Regions from separate parts of the Mus musculus genome. Here regions 1 and 2 are each linked to region 3. The links are chromatin loops, found by intact Hi-C in ENCODE. Cell type or tissue: left cerebral cortex. All regions are shown on one strand. Each heading gives the region's core, and the rest is flanking DNA. Links, peaks and the distances in the headings are about the cores only.

Region 1 (4,145 bases), core at 894-3,393, 110 kb before region 3:
AGCTATAGATGAATACACTTGTTATACTTGCTCACTTTATAAATGAAACAGCCGTCTTCCATGTCTGCTGCTGTTGGAAGAGTTATGCTCATAGGTACCAGCCTTGGAAAACTGGGTGCTTAGCATAGTGCAAGCCACAGGAAATGGCACAGCCTATTCTTGGGCTCCCTCTAAGAGCCCTAATCTACCCTGGACGTTTCAAAAGGAACTTCATAAGTCTCAAAAAGAACTTCACAGTCTTAAAAACAGATGGAATTTTCTAAATCATAAAGTTTAAAGGATGTCGGAATATTGGTCTTGTGCTGCTACGTGCTAACATCCAAAGACTTGCATTTACTAGTCACAACGAAGAGCAGCATTTTAGTTACTGACCAGGATATTAAAGCATTTTAGAAAATTCTGAAACATTTTATAAAATTTCAAACATCTGTATAATTTTTTTATTCTCAGGTAATCATGGTTCTAATGAAGACAGAATATTTACTGTTAGAGACATATAATTCTTTGCCAGTGGATTTCTGAGTGCCCTTGCTGCTGAGCTCCACTGACTCCCTTGATAGTACACATCTCTTCTTAGGCTGGACCACAAAAGTTTCCTTTCTGTTTGTTTGCTCCTGCTCTTGAGATGGGTTCTTGCTGTGTATCCCAAGACACCTTTGAATTTAATATGGTGCTTAGGGTGGCCTCAAAGTCAAGAGCTTCCCACTCCAGCCTCCTGAGTACTTGCATGGCTCAATATCTCTCTGGGTTGGTGTTTGGTGGAACACACTTTAGGAAATGAACACGGTTCATTTGAGCCAAGCATGGTGATAACTGCCTGTAATCCCAGCCCTTCAGAGGCTGAGGCAGCAGGGTGGCTGTAAGTTTTAAGGGCTCCATAGCATAACTATGTCAAAAAAAACAAACAAAACAAAACAACCCACCACCACCAACAACAATAAAAAAAGGGGGGAAGTAACTGTAAGTTGACAGTGCAGTCTACTGCACGGCCATGATAACAGATTTTTCTTTGTTCTAATACTGTATGTACAATACACATCCCTGTGTATACCAATAGGATGTTAACTATTAAGTGGTAAAGATATATTATTAACATTTTAGTATGTGTTAAAAGTATTTATTTCAAGAGAAACACTGAAGAAAAGGGTAAAATTCCCTTATTCTGATGCCAAATTTAAATGTGAAATTAAAGCTTAATAAACGTGCCCACAATACACAGATTTTATTTTCCATTTTCAATTAGCATTATTCAAAAACACTCCCCCATTGTCTATTGATTACTAATACGGTTGTACTAAAAACGAAATATCTTACAATGAGTTTCTTTATGACCTGGTCTCGTTCTGTTATCAGGGATTTTAATTCTGCAATCATCTGTATATCTTCTGGCCTTGATTCTCTCATTAGATACTTCTCTTCCATATCTTCTAGTCTATAAACAAGAACACCTTTATCTCACCAATACAACTCAAGACAACATCCTGTTGTAATAAATAACTAAGTCTTTCAATTAGTTAAACACACGCAGATTTACGGTAAGCCTTGCAAGCATGACAATGTGATTGCCCTAAGAGCCATTAAGTGCTCCATGGGTTGGTTATGTTTGGGAGGATTTTGCCGCTTTAAGTCATGTGTGAATGATGTGAGGTGTGCTTTGAAGGAGCTGAGAAGCCAGACGACACAAAGTTTACAAATGCAGTTTGGGTATTATTGTGAGTAGTTACCATCAACACAATGCTGTGTGGTGACGTACATGACATATATAAGGAACAAGAAAAGATACCAATGGAGGGAGAACAAAAGACACATGAATGTCACCTTCTTGTCTCAGTTTGTGGGGAATGCAGTTTTAAAACTCTCCATTATCAACCAATAAGAACAAATTGTTCAAGGCTCATCAGGGAAGAAAAATAATCACATTTTCTTGTAGGCCAACTCATTCAGTGGTATTTACATACAGTGCAATGTAAGTATTTACACACACTGGAAAGATTATACTATCTATGTGAGAACAACAAAAAAAGGTGTTAGGGCTATGTGGTGAAGCAGTCACAAGATGTCACTAGAGTGCTGCCTCTGGGGTTAGAAGCATCTTGGATGCAGAGCTACTTCCTATGGTTGTAAGAACAGTTGATAGAGACTGTAGCCAAACCCATCCTAGAAGGAGTAAAGCCTTGTCTGTTTTCATTGCAGAACAATGAGCAAGTTAATCAAACAAAGTAAAGTGAATCTAAAATAATCATCTACAGTTTTGGAATCTCATTTTGTTGTACAGGAAAGATCTCCCCTGCTCAAGTGTATGTTTCAACTTAGTTGAAACATTCTTTTTACTATTATTTTGTTTTGTTTTAGACAGGGTCTCATTATGTAGCTCTGGCTTGCCTGGCAAAAACTATGTAGACCAGGCTGGTCTCTAACTCACAGAGATCTACTGCCTCTGCCTTCCAAGTCCTGGGGTTAGTACTCTACCACACCTAGCTTAGTTGAAATGTTTGAAATGAAATAACCTCCATTATTATAAGCTAATTCTCCCAACAACATACCTTTACATCAGCAACAATTTTAATAAAAACTAGATAATAATGAAGACACAGTATTGACAAGAAGCAGTCTATAAGTACAAATAGGAAAGCATTAAAGGAGAGAACAAGAGACTGTTATGAACTAGGTAGACCTTAGAAATATACAAGCATCTCATCCACCCTTCTGCTAGGAAGGAACTTAGTATCATTCCCACGTCCACTTCAGGACAACATGAGTCAATGCTTTTCCAGCTATCTGGGCAGCTCATTAGACCAACAGTGCTTCTAAGAGGCTGGGTGCAAAGACTGACTGAGAGATTGGGGGCGAGGAGTTCTAAGATTATATATGTCCTGTTTTTCTTTCTTGTCTTTCTCTCTTTGACACTTTATATCTTGGATTTGCTAACCTCTGACCCTTTTCTGTTTGGTTCTGTATTTCTTTCTTTTGTTTTGGTGTGTGTGTTTTGCATTTTCAAGAAGGTTTATTTGTGTAGCCTTGGCTGTCCTAGAACTAGCTCTATAGACCTAACTGGCCTTGAACTAACAGGGTTCAGGAGTCCTATCTCTGCCTCCTAAGTGCTGGGATTAAAGGTGTATGTCATTACCCCCAGGCTGGTTCGTTCGTCTGTCTCTGTCCGTCCGTCCATCCTTCCTTCCTTCCTTCCTTCCTTCCTTCCTTCCTTCCTTTCTTTCTTTCTTTCTTTCTTTTTTTTTTTTTTTTTTTTTTTTGGTTTTTTGAGACAGGGTTTCTCTGTATAGCCCTGGCTGTCCTGGAACTCACTTTGTAGACCAGGCTGGCCTCGAATTTAGAAATCTGCCTGCCTCTGCCTCCCAAGTGCTGGGATTAAAGGCGTGGGCCACCACGCCCAGCTGGTTCTATATTTCTTAAATGACCTTTATGAAATATGCTCTTGAAACTAATTCATAATAGTCATGTCTGTGAGCATTATTAATATGGTAGCAGGAATCCAGTTTTATTTTCATTGAGTTTTCAGATTATCATTAAAAGTAATATAAAGGCTGAATAGAAAGGAGAAGCAGAACACATGGAAGTGCCAATCAGGGTTACTGCTGGACTCTCACCAAGCATATGAGGCACCCCCTACCCCCCCCCATGTGTGTGTGTGTGTGTGTGTGTGTGTGTGTGAGAGAGAGAGAGAGAGAGAGAGAGAGAGAGAGAGAGAGAGAGAGAGAGGGAGAAGTAGGGAGGGAGGAAGAGAGATGGGTAGGGTGGGGTGCAGTGCGAAGTGTGTATAGGTAAATTTCCCAGAGCTCATAAACAATGCAGCCCTATATTAAACTATACAGAGAAACATTATCTCTGTATAACGTCTATAGAGATGATAACATTTCCCACATTATCGTCTACTTCATGCTGCATTATAGAACCAATCTGACAAGAAAATCAATGACTAGACACTGCAGACCTGAACAACATCATCACTAGGACTCACGTAGCACAGAAATTACATTTTATACGTTGTTATTTATAAAGAAAATAGAGGGCTGAAGCATTTTACTGTAGGACTTCGATAATTTCCAAGCAGACTTTGATTTCTGTTAAGAAGTCCACTACTACTTCCAGGTGTCCTCAAAGCTCCTGAAAATAGCCTGAGTGGTAAG
Region 2 (4,145 bases), core at 894-3,393, 120 kb before region 3:
CCCTCCCTCATCCCTGCCTTTAGTGGATTTTTTTGAGGCCATCTCTGCTGGGCAGGCTAACTTAGAACTTATTATGTAGCCCAGGCTGGATTTGAGTTTGCAGTAATTCTCCTGCCTCTGTTTTCCAAGTGCTGGGATTACAGTCATGTATCATCACACACACACACACACACACACACACACACACACACACACACACACAGCTTCATAAACAAAGCATACCGTTAATCAGATTGATAGTTCTAACATGACTAGTGACTTGATTTAGGATTATACACTGTAGTAAGTTTGTTTCCTGCTTTCTCTTGTTAGCATAGGGGAATGACGGGCTTCAACAAGAGCAGTTGTTACAGGTGGAGAAAAGCTAGGCAAAAAAAGATGGGAGCATTACGTTTCGGACAATAAGACTGCAAAGAAATATTATATATACTCTACTTCACCTATTTGACTCTCTGAGCAAGTCTTTCTTTCTCAAATGTGTATTTACAAACATAGGGAGCCTATCTCATGTTCATATGTACTGTCATATCACAAATCCTACACCTGATTCTATATGCACTTCCTAATGTCTACCATGCACAAGCCAGTATCCTCACAAATGAAAGAAAAAGCACAGTAAAAGGTACCAGGCCCTCGGAGACCCAAGTGACGATCTAAAGCAAACCATTCCAGAAGGACTAAGAAGGTAACGTGAGTAAGAGTGAGAAGGTGGTTCTGGACAGACAGCACAGGCTGAGAGCACGTGCTGCTCTTCTAGGGGACCTGGATTTGGATCCCATCACCATGATAGGAAGGGCTCACAGTTGCACGTAACTCTAGTTCCAGGGGATCTGATGCCCCTGGACTCTGATGGCAACACATGTGCTGCACAGAACATTCAGGTGCACGTGTGCACGTGCGCGCGCACACACACACACACACACACGTGTGCGCGCGCGCACACACACACACACACACACACACACACAGAGATTGATTGATTGATTTTCAATTTAAATGAGCTGACAAGTACCAGAGAAGAAACCATGAACTGCCCTGGAGATTCCATACTAGCTCTAAGCACCTTAGCAAAGGTGTGGTTTATATTGGACTTATTTTATTTATGTAACATATATCATCCTCTATAAATACTATGACTAAAGAAGACTAGATATAGTTCAGTTAAAGTTCAGTTTGGCATCCCTGAGGTGGATCACACTGGCTACTGATTCTGCCCTCTCTGAACACCTGCTCAGCTGGGAGGTATAAAGTATAAAGTTGCATCACACTTAAGCCAAGAACACTGACAAGTACAGGAGGCTGGTATGAGATTAAGAGAGTATTTTTCAGAGAATCAGTCAAAGTAAGCCAACACTAAAATACTAAGCGACTTGGTTTTGGTTAGGTAATAGCATAATCAATCAGCCAAGAGTAAAAAAAGAGATTATTTGGGAAAGGGATCATAGTATTTCATGATGTGGATCTTAGCTGGGAAAAAAAAATCACAGCACTACCCTCAAGAGTGACCAAAGGAATATCTTTACGATTTTACAAATACAAAGTGAATGTAGAGCAGAAATCCGAAACAACAATTAACAACATACCCAACTCCAACAGCGCAGAAAGAGGGCGGGCAAAGAATTTTAAGTTCCTAACAGGGGCAGGTTAAATGTTTGCCTAGTTAAACCGGTAAATTACAGTGTTAAACAGACCGATATTTTTTAAACACAGCTTTCTTCTTCTTTTTTTTTTTTTCCAACATCCGTGCAATTAGACAAGTTTATCAACCTATAAACTCAGGCATCCCGTTACAAACTTAAGCCATTTACTGTCTAGGGGAGGGGGGACGATGGTTGTACAACTATCAAATTCTCTCTCCTCTTGCCTCTGGCATCCAAACAAATAAAATGGCTTTGCTTTATTTCATACTATCCACTGCAAGGTGGCGCCAAAAAGAGCAGTTTGGGGATAGAGCCTTGTCCCTCACCTAGGCTCGCGTAGCCCCGCCCCTCGGGAGCTGTGGCCACGCCCCGCGCGTCTCAATCCCGCGTTGCGCGCCATTCGCGGGTGCGCGCTCATTGCGCGCCTCCAGGCCGCCTGGCGAGCGAGAGCCTAGCGGAGGGATGCTTTGGAAAGCATTTGGAAATTCGCTTCTAATCCACAGGTGGTTGGCTGTGGCCTCCCAGCCCTGCGGGGAGTTTAGAAATTAAAGGATGCGGACGAGACCTGACGCTAACCACGGGAGGGAAACGATCCCCCGGGACCTCACGCTGCGGTGGTCACTTACGGGCTCAACACGCACTGTCTTGGTCGCCGGGACCGCGCTGCGGCCGTGGTCGCCCCAGCCCGACCCGCGCGGCGTTGGAGGGGGCGGGGCGTGCGCGCGGCCGCTCGAGGGGGCCGCCTTGCGCGGGGGCGCGCAGGCTTCTTCGCGCTGCTCTCGCTCGGCCTCTGAAGGACTTGAGCTTCCCGCGGACCCCGAGCCGCGCACTGCCTCAACTTTCCGGCCGCTGGGGCTTCTTCCGGGTGCGGACGCAGGCGGGCGCGCGCCAGGACGGACGCTGGAGTCTGCGAGCGGGAGGCGGGAGCAGGGAGAGAGGCGGGACTCGGGGAGCTGGAGGCGGGGTTTGGGCCGGACAAGACGTCTGAGGGGCGGGTCTCGGAGGCATGGGGCGGGGTTTGAGCGGGACACCGGCTTCGAGGGCGGGTTTAGGGTGAAGTGGATAATTCAGGCTGGCAGGAATTCCGCGGATTGGTGATGGGCGAACGCGGGGTGGAGACTAGGGCGGAGAGAAGGGGAACCCTGGTGACGTATTAGGGCGGGATGTGGGCGATCTGGGACTCGACTTTGGTTTGCACCTTCAGATATCTTAGAACACAAGTGATTTTGTTGTTTTTTTTTTGTTTTTGTTTTTTTTTTTTTTTTGGGTTGGCGATGTATTTAAGGAATCTGCCTACTTCCACGTCACAATATTTTCCATTTCGTGTAGTTCTCTGATCCATTTCGAGCTAAATTTTATAAGTGGTGTTACGGTTTTGTGAAGTCACTTCTACTTTAAATCCTCTGACTGCACATCTACCTATCAGCAATTTTTATTAAATCAAATCAGGCAGCTGAGGGCAAAATTGGATATAAAAAATTCATTATCTGGCCGGGCGTGGTGGTGCACGCCTTTAATCCCAGCACTTGGGAGGCAGAGGCAGGCAGATTTCTGAGTTCGAGGCCAGCCTGGTCTACAGAGTGAGTTCCAGGACAGCCAGGGCTACACAGAGAAACCCTGTCTCGAAAAAACAAAAACAAAAAAGAAATTCATTATCTTGACCCCAACTCAGCTTCAGCAAGAGAGTCATGTCAGCACGTGCTGCCACCGTTCATGTTCCCTGATCTCAAAATGTCCCTAGCTCAACTAATAAGTGTTTTTCTGAACTTCAAATTGTTCCTGAAGACTTTCTACATTAGAGCCTAAGGGTGTTACTTCCTAGGGCCAGGCCCTCTTTTTACATCAGTTAAGGATACAATGTCTCAAAGACATTCCTACTGGTCAATCTGATACAGGCAGTTCCTTAATTCAGACTCCCTTCTCAGCTAGGCATGGTGGCAAAGGCCTTTAATTCTGGCAGGTTGATCTCAGTGAGTTTAAGGCCAGCCTGATCTACAAAGTGAGTTCCAGGACAGCCAGATACATTTCAACAAAACAAAACAAACAAGCAAAAAAAAAAAAAATCTCTTTTCTGAGGTAATTCTTGGTTAAGGCAAGTTGACATTTGAAATTAAGCAGTACACCTGTATGATACATTGGTTCAATCTTAATGATTTTATGTCCCTATAAAAACTTCACACATTGGAGCACTATTAGTACATTGGACCACGGAAGGGGAGAAACTGGACCATAGCCACTCATAGTTTGTTCCAGGATAAACTGTTCTCTCCTTTTGAGGTAAGGGTTGCGTTTTTGACTCTACAATGAGTAGAAGTATTAAATTTTTTTTGAGACACAGTCTTGTTAGGTAGCTCACAATAGCCTCCAGTCTGCGGTCCTTCTGCTTCTTAAGATTATGGGTGTGAACCACCATAAATGGCTAATAGAGCACTCTTAAGTCTTGTAGTATAGCCTTTACACAGGTGTATACACACACACACACACACACACACACACGAGAGAGAG
Region 3 (4,145 bases), core at 557-3,056:
GGTAAGCCTTAGGCATTTCAGTAAAACTCACGGCAATCATCCCTCACCAACATGACTCCTAACTATCCCTCCCAGGGAACACTTGGTGATGTCTGTAGAGTTGTCCATTGTCACTTCTAAGTGCAGGGCAGAGGCATGTGCAACTTGCACCCACAGTTGGCAAGGATGCTATTAAGTAGCTCTGTGCCACACAGGACAGCCCTCTAATAGGAAACTAACCAATCTAAAATGTCAACTGTGTTACACCAAAAGTCTACTACCAGGAATTAAATGTCTGCAGCCCTTCCAAGCCAACAGGGGGGTTAGATACAGTAACTACAAACAGGAAATCAGAGTGTGGGCAACCCTCAGCAGTAACAGAAGCCCTGAGCCAGCAGCACCTGGCTCATTATATTTGAGAGAAAGATACTATCATCCTCTTAATATCCCACCTGAGCCAGCCGGGCTGAATTGCTTTTACTGAAGGGGGAAAAAAAAAAAGGACAGGAAATTGAATGTGTGAATAGAAAGGGGTAAAGTTTACTGAAGAAAACCAGCTTTTATTAAATACAGAGGCCCATGTCTAACCTACGGAGTGTTAGTCACAGGAGTCTCAGGGAGTTACAATCTAAAATAAGAACACAGATGTGGACATGGTGCAAGAAAAACCCAGAAGAAATAACAACCCATGAGCCTCGCTGTGGCTACCTGCATTCTGAAGATGAAACACCACCTGGGAGTCTGGACTTTCAGCCTCATCCATGTAAATGCTCTGATAACATGTGGCTACCACAGTTTACATCCCTTCCATTCTGGGTTTCAGGACCCTTCACAAAAGCAAACGGTACCAACTGAACGTGCAGCATCTCTTAGGATGGTGCTTAGAACAAAGACAGACAATCCAAAAAGGAAGAAAACTAACTCCACAAATTGTCGTGTTGCTCAGCATGGGGTGAGTCTTGATCACGTGGTTTTTGTTGTTTTCATCATGTGTCTCTATGCATCCCTTCACTCATTCCCGTTATCTTTGAATCCTCGATCGATCACATCCTCCTCCCCCGTCTCTTCACTCCCTTTTCACAAGTGTGCCCCCCTCCTCTCTTTAAACTCCAGGGAAACTGTATGATGGAGTTGAGCCAGATCTCAAGAGATTATCGAGCAGTGACCCTCAAGCCCACCTTCCTCTTCAACACTGCAACAGTCCTAGGGAACCTGGTCCCCATGTGTGACTTCCAGAAACCCTAGATCAGTCCCACACAGGGTGAGCCTGCTGGGTAAGAGCTACACAGAACCAACCCTTATGATCAGTATTCAGTATTTTACTAAATTCGAAAAAGGACTCATTAACGGGCATACACCACCCTGAACTATGCTTGGAAAACTGTGCAGGTGATGTGCAGGTCTTCTGATAAGATGGGGCATTTACTAAATGCAAACGCGGTGTGATTCATCTAATAAACCTTATTTGACATCTTGTGAGGGTAAGTAAGGAATGACTCATTAAATCCCTTAAAATGGCACGCAAGGTATGTTTTACCCTCCTACAGTCCTCGGAATAACCTCGGGAAGTTTATCCTCTCATTAACTGTGTAACCAGTAGCCTGACACCGATTAACTCCGAGGATCCCGGGTCATATTAGGTAAACCGGTACAGTACTTCACCGAGTACTGTAGCGCGGTGCTTCGTGCAGCCCTTGGCAGAGGCACCTGAGCAACAGGAAAAGTCCATTACTCCTGTGGAACCCAGAAAGTAAGCCCTCATGTGCTCTGTGCAGGTTTACCCCTAGTCGGTTGGTTATGGAGTGCAAGCCCTGGAAATCCCGCGGTGCAGTGTGCGGTGTGCGGTGTAGCTCAAGTTAGGTGGCTAGCGTTCCACCCAAGTTTGGAGGGACCAGGAGGCAACTCTGGCTGTTGCTTCTCTTAGGAGCCCCCTCCTGAACCCCGAGCCCCAGCACCCCATACCTTGGTGAGCTGGGCGATCTTCTTGCTCATTTTCAGGTGCATGTCCTGGCTGTAGTCCATGTTGTGCCCTGCCAGCTGAGCGGCAGCTGGGGAGGTCGCGAATTTGGCCGGCCCGGACGTGGAGCTACCGTAATAGTGATGTTGCCAGCTCATGCCCGGGGTCGCCATCTTCCCGGCAGACCCCAGCCGGGGCACCTGTCCCTGCGCGCGGGGCGAGGCCGGCGCGGCGACGACACGGGACAGGCGACAGCCCGGGCGACCGCTTGCCGACCCGCCGGCCCGTGCCCTCCAGTCCCGCAGCCAGCAGCCCCCTGCCCGCCCGCAACAGCCGCGTCCCCCTGCCTCGGCTTGGCGACGTCGCGGCTAGCGTCCCGCAAGAAGCGGCCACCGGGCCCCGAGACTCCGCGGCCGCCGGGGCTGCGGAGGGAGGCGGAGACGGGGCGGGCTGCAGCGGCGGGAGGCGGGTCCGGGGACGCGGGAGCCGCCGAGCGCCGTTACCAGGACGCGCGGCTCGGGGGCTCAGCGAGCGCGCGAGGGTGGCCACGTCATTTCCCCGCAGCCAAGCTCCGCCCCGCAGCTCCCCGCCCCGCAGTCCTCCAGTTTGCAGCTTCTCAGCCCGCAGCCAAGCTCCGCCCCGCATCCTTCCAACCCGCAACCTCCAACCTGCAGCTCCTCAACCCGCAGCCAAACTCTCATCCTCAACCCTCCAGCCCATAGCTCCGCGTCCCTGCAACCGGCAAATCTGCGACCCCGCAATCTGCAGCCCTGAACCCCTCGGCCCTCCAGCCGCCAGCACTTGTCCTCCACACTCCCATAGCTACACAGCGATTGAGCCCCACACTAGGCGCCCTGCCTCACGGAGGCCTCTCACAGTCGCACAAGGCCTTACAACCTTGCAGCCTGAGAGTTCCCACTGCATCCAGCAGCACTGTCTCACTTTTCACCGCGCAGACCCACAGCTGCCAGCTCCTTAACACACCCATTTCCCACAGTCTGCACCCTTTGGCTATTACCCTGTGCCTGAGTGTGCAATCTAGTTTTTAAAAGAATCGTCCAAAGAAGATAAAAAATTGATGGTGACCTTCGTTTAGCAACAAGCAGCGGGAAGCTCGACAGAGCCTCTCTGCATGTACTTTTTGTGTGCAGGCCCAGCCACAGCCGACATAGGATCTTAAGGCCAAGCATCTCTACACTAGAGAAGTGGTGGTGAAATAGAGGGAGATCCGATCCGTAATCCTACACGTGATTGGTCTTCCCAAACTCATCCAAACTCAAGCATTTCAGGGTCATACTGACCTAATGTGTGCCAGGCTAGAATGAAGCGATGCCAAGGGCCTATGTTTGGAGGACCATACCTCTACAATCAGCTGCACCCAATTCTCGGTGGGATGAAGCCTGGAATAATTAAATATGAAAATGTAATTGGCTAGATATTAGAATAGGACTGGGATATAGAGGGAAGAACCCAACAGGGAAACAAGATATCTGCCCTTAAATATTGGGGCTGTATCAAGATTTGGCATTATGCGTACTTTTTCCACCTTGCTAAATATATTACTTTATACTGATCTTTTTCTTAGCACCTCTGCCTTTCTAGGTAAAACGACTTAAAAACAACAAATAAAAACTTGTATCCTGTGTTGAGGTGGGGTCCTTTTAGGTGATGGTAATACAAACTCTGTAGGATTATACTTATATTTCAAAAAATACATTCTCCATACGGTTTTGCACAACTGAGCTCCTCCACTTCATGTGTTTCCTCTTTAACATGCAAGGAGCCATCACATGAAATTGAATGTGCTAGCAAATTGAATGGGGGCAGGGGGGGGGAATGAACTAACAAAGTATCTGAATGTGGCAAAAACTAAACAAGATGCAGATTGACTAGGATTCTAAAACATTTCCAGATCTGTTAAAATTCCAGAAGGAAAGATCAAACAAGATAACGTCTTCTGCCCCATACAAGGCACTCAGTACTTCAGTAGTAGACCTTCCAGAAATAGAATTCAGTTCTAGCATTCTGCATGGGGGAGGCAATGAGGAATGTGTGTGCATTTTCTGCTCCCTTAAGCACTAATTAAATAAGATAAAGAGAATTAGAAACTGTATAAACTGGTGGCACAACAGCTCCATGATGTGGTTAAGGGAAGGTTTTCATTTTAGATATTAGAGAACAGCCAGAGATATCTTGAAGAGTCCAGAGC

The links. Hi-C counts contacts between places; a loop is a spot of excess contacts. Peaks named below come from ENCODE experiments on the same cell type or tissue, not always from the same donor. Only the 100,000 strongest peaks of a DNase experiment are listed, where the experiment ranks them.
Region 1: it touches region 3 in a loop (2.2-fold over the local background); 2 of 42 quality-filtered maps call a loop at or near these places.
Region 2: a loop joins it to region 3, with 2.8 times the contacts of the local background. A loop is called at or near these places in 2 of 42 quality-filtered maps.

Annotation. Positions count from the first base shown.
Region 1 is chr10:53,639,631-53,643,775 of GRCm38, forward strand. It overlaps Fam184a (family with sequence similarity 184, member A), which reads right to left. Exons shown (of 18, transcript NM_001081428.1): 15 at 1,315-1,432. Among named protein-coding and RNA genes, the nearest start is that of Mcm9, 12 kb to the left of the region's middle. In left cerebral cortex, for the core only: a CTCF peak has its summit at 2,053 (motif pointing right); a DNase peak (open chromatin) is centred at 2,073.
Region 2 is chr10:53,627,458-53,631,602 of GRCm38, forward strand. It overlaps Mcm9 (minichromosome maintenance 9 homologous recombination repair factor), which reads right to left and starts at 2,500. Exons shown (of 13, transcript NM_027830.3): 1 at 2,267-2,500. In left cerebral cortex, for the core only: a CTCF peak has its summit at 1,917; DNase peaks (open chromatin) are centred at 2,013 and 2,686; H3K4me3 peaks cover 1,644 bases; H3K27ac peaks cover 514 bases.
Region 3 is chr10:53,748,772-53,752,916 of GRCm38, forward strand. Fam184a (family with sequence similarity 184, member A) reads right to left here and starts at 2,138. Exons shown (of 18, transcript NM_001081428.1): 1 at 1,942-2,138. The coding sequence starts at 2,109. In left cerebral cortex, for the core only: no CTCF peak of the experiment used is centred there; DNase peaks (open chromatin) are centred at 1,849 and 2,536; H3K4me3 peaks cover 2,043 bases; H3K27ac peaks cover 1,356 bases.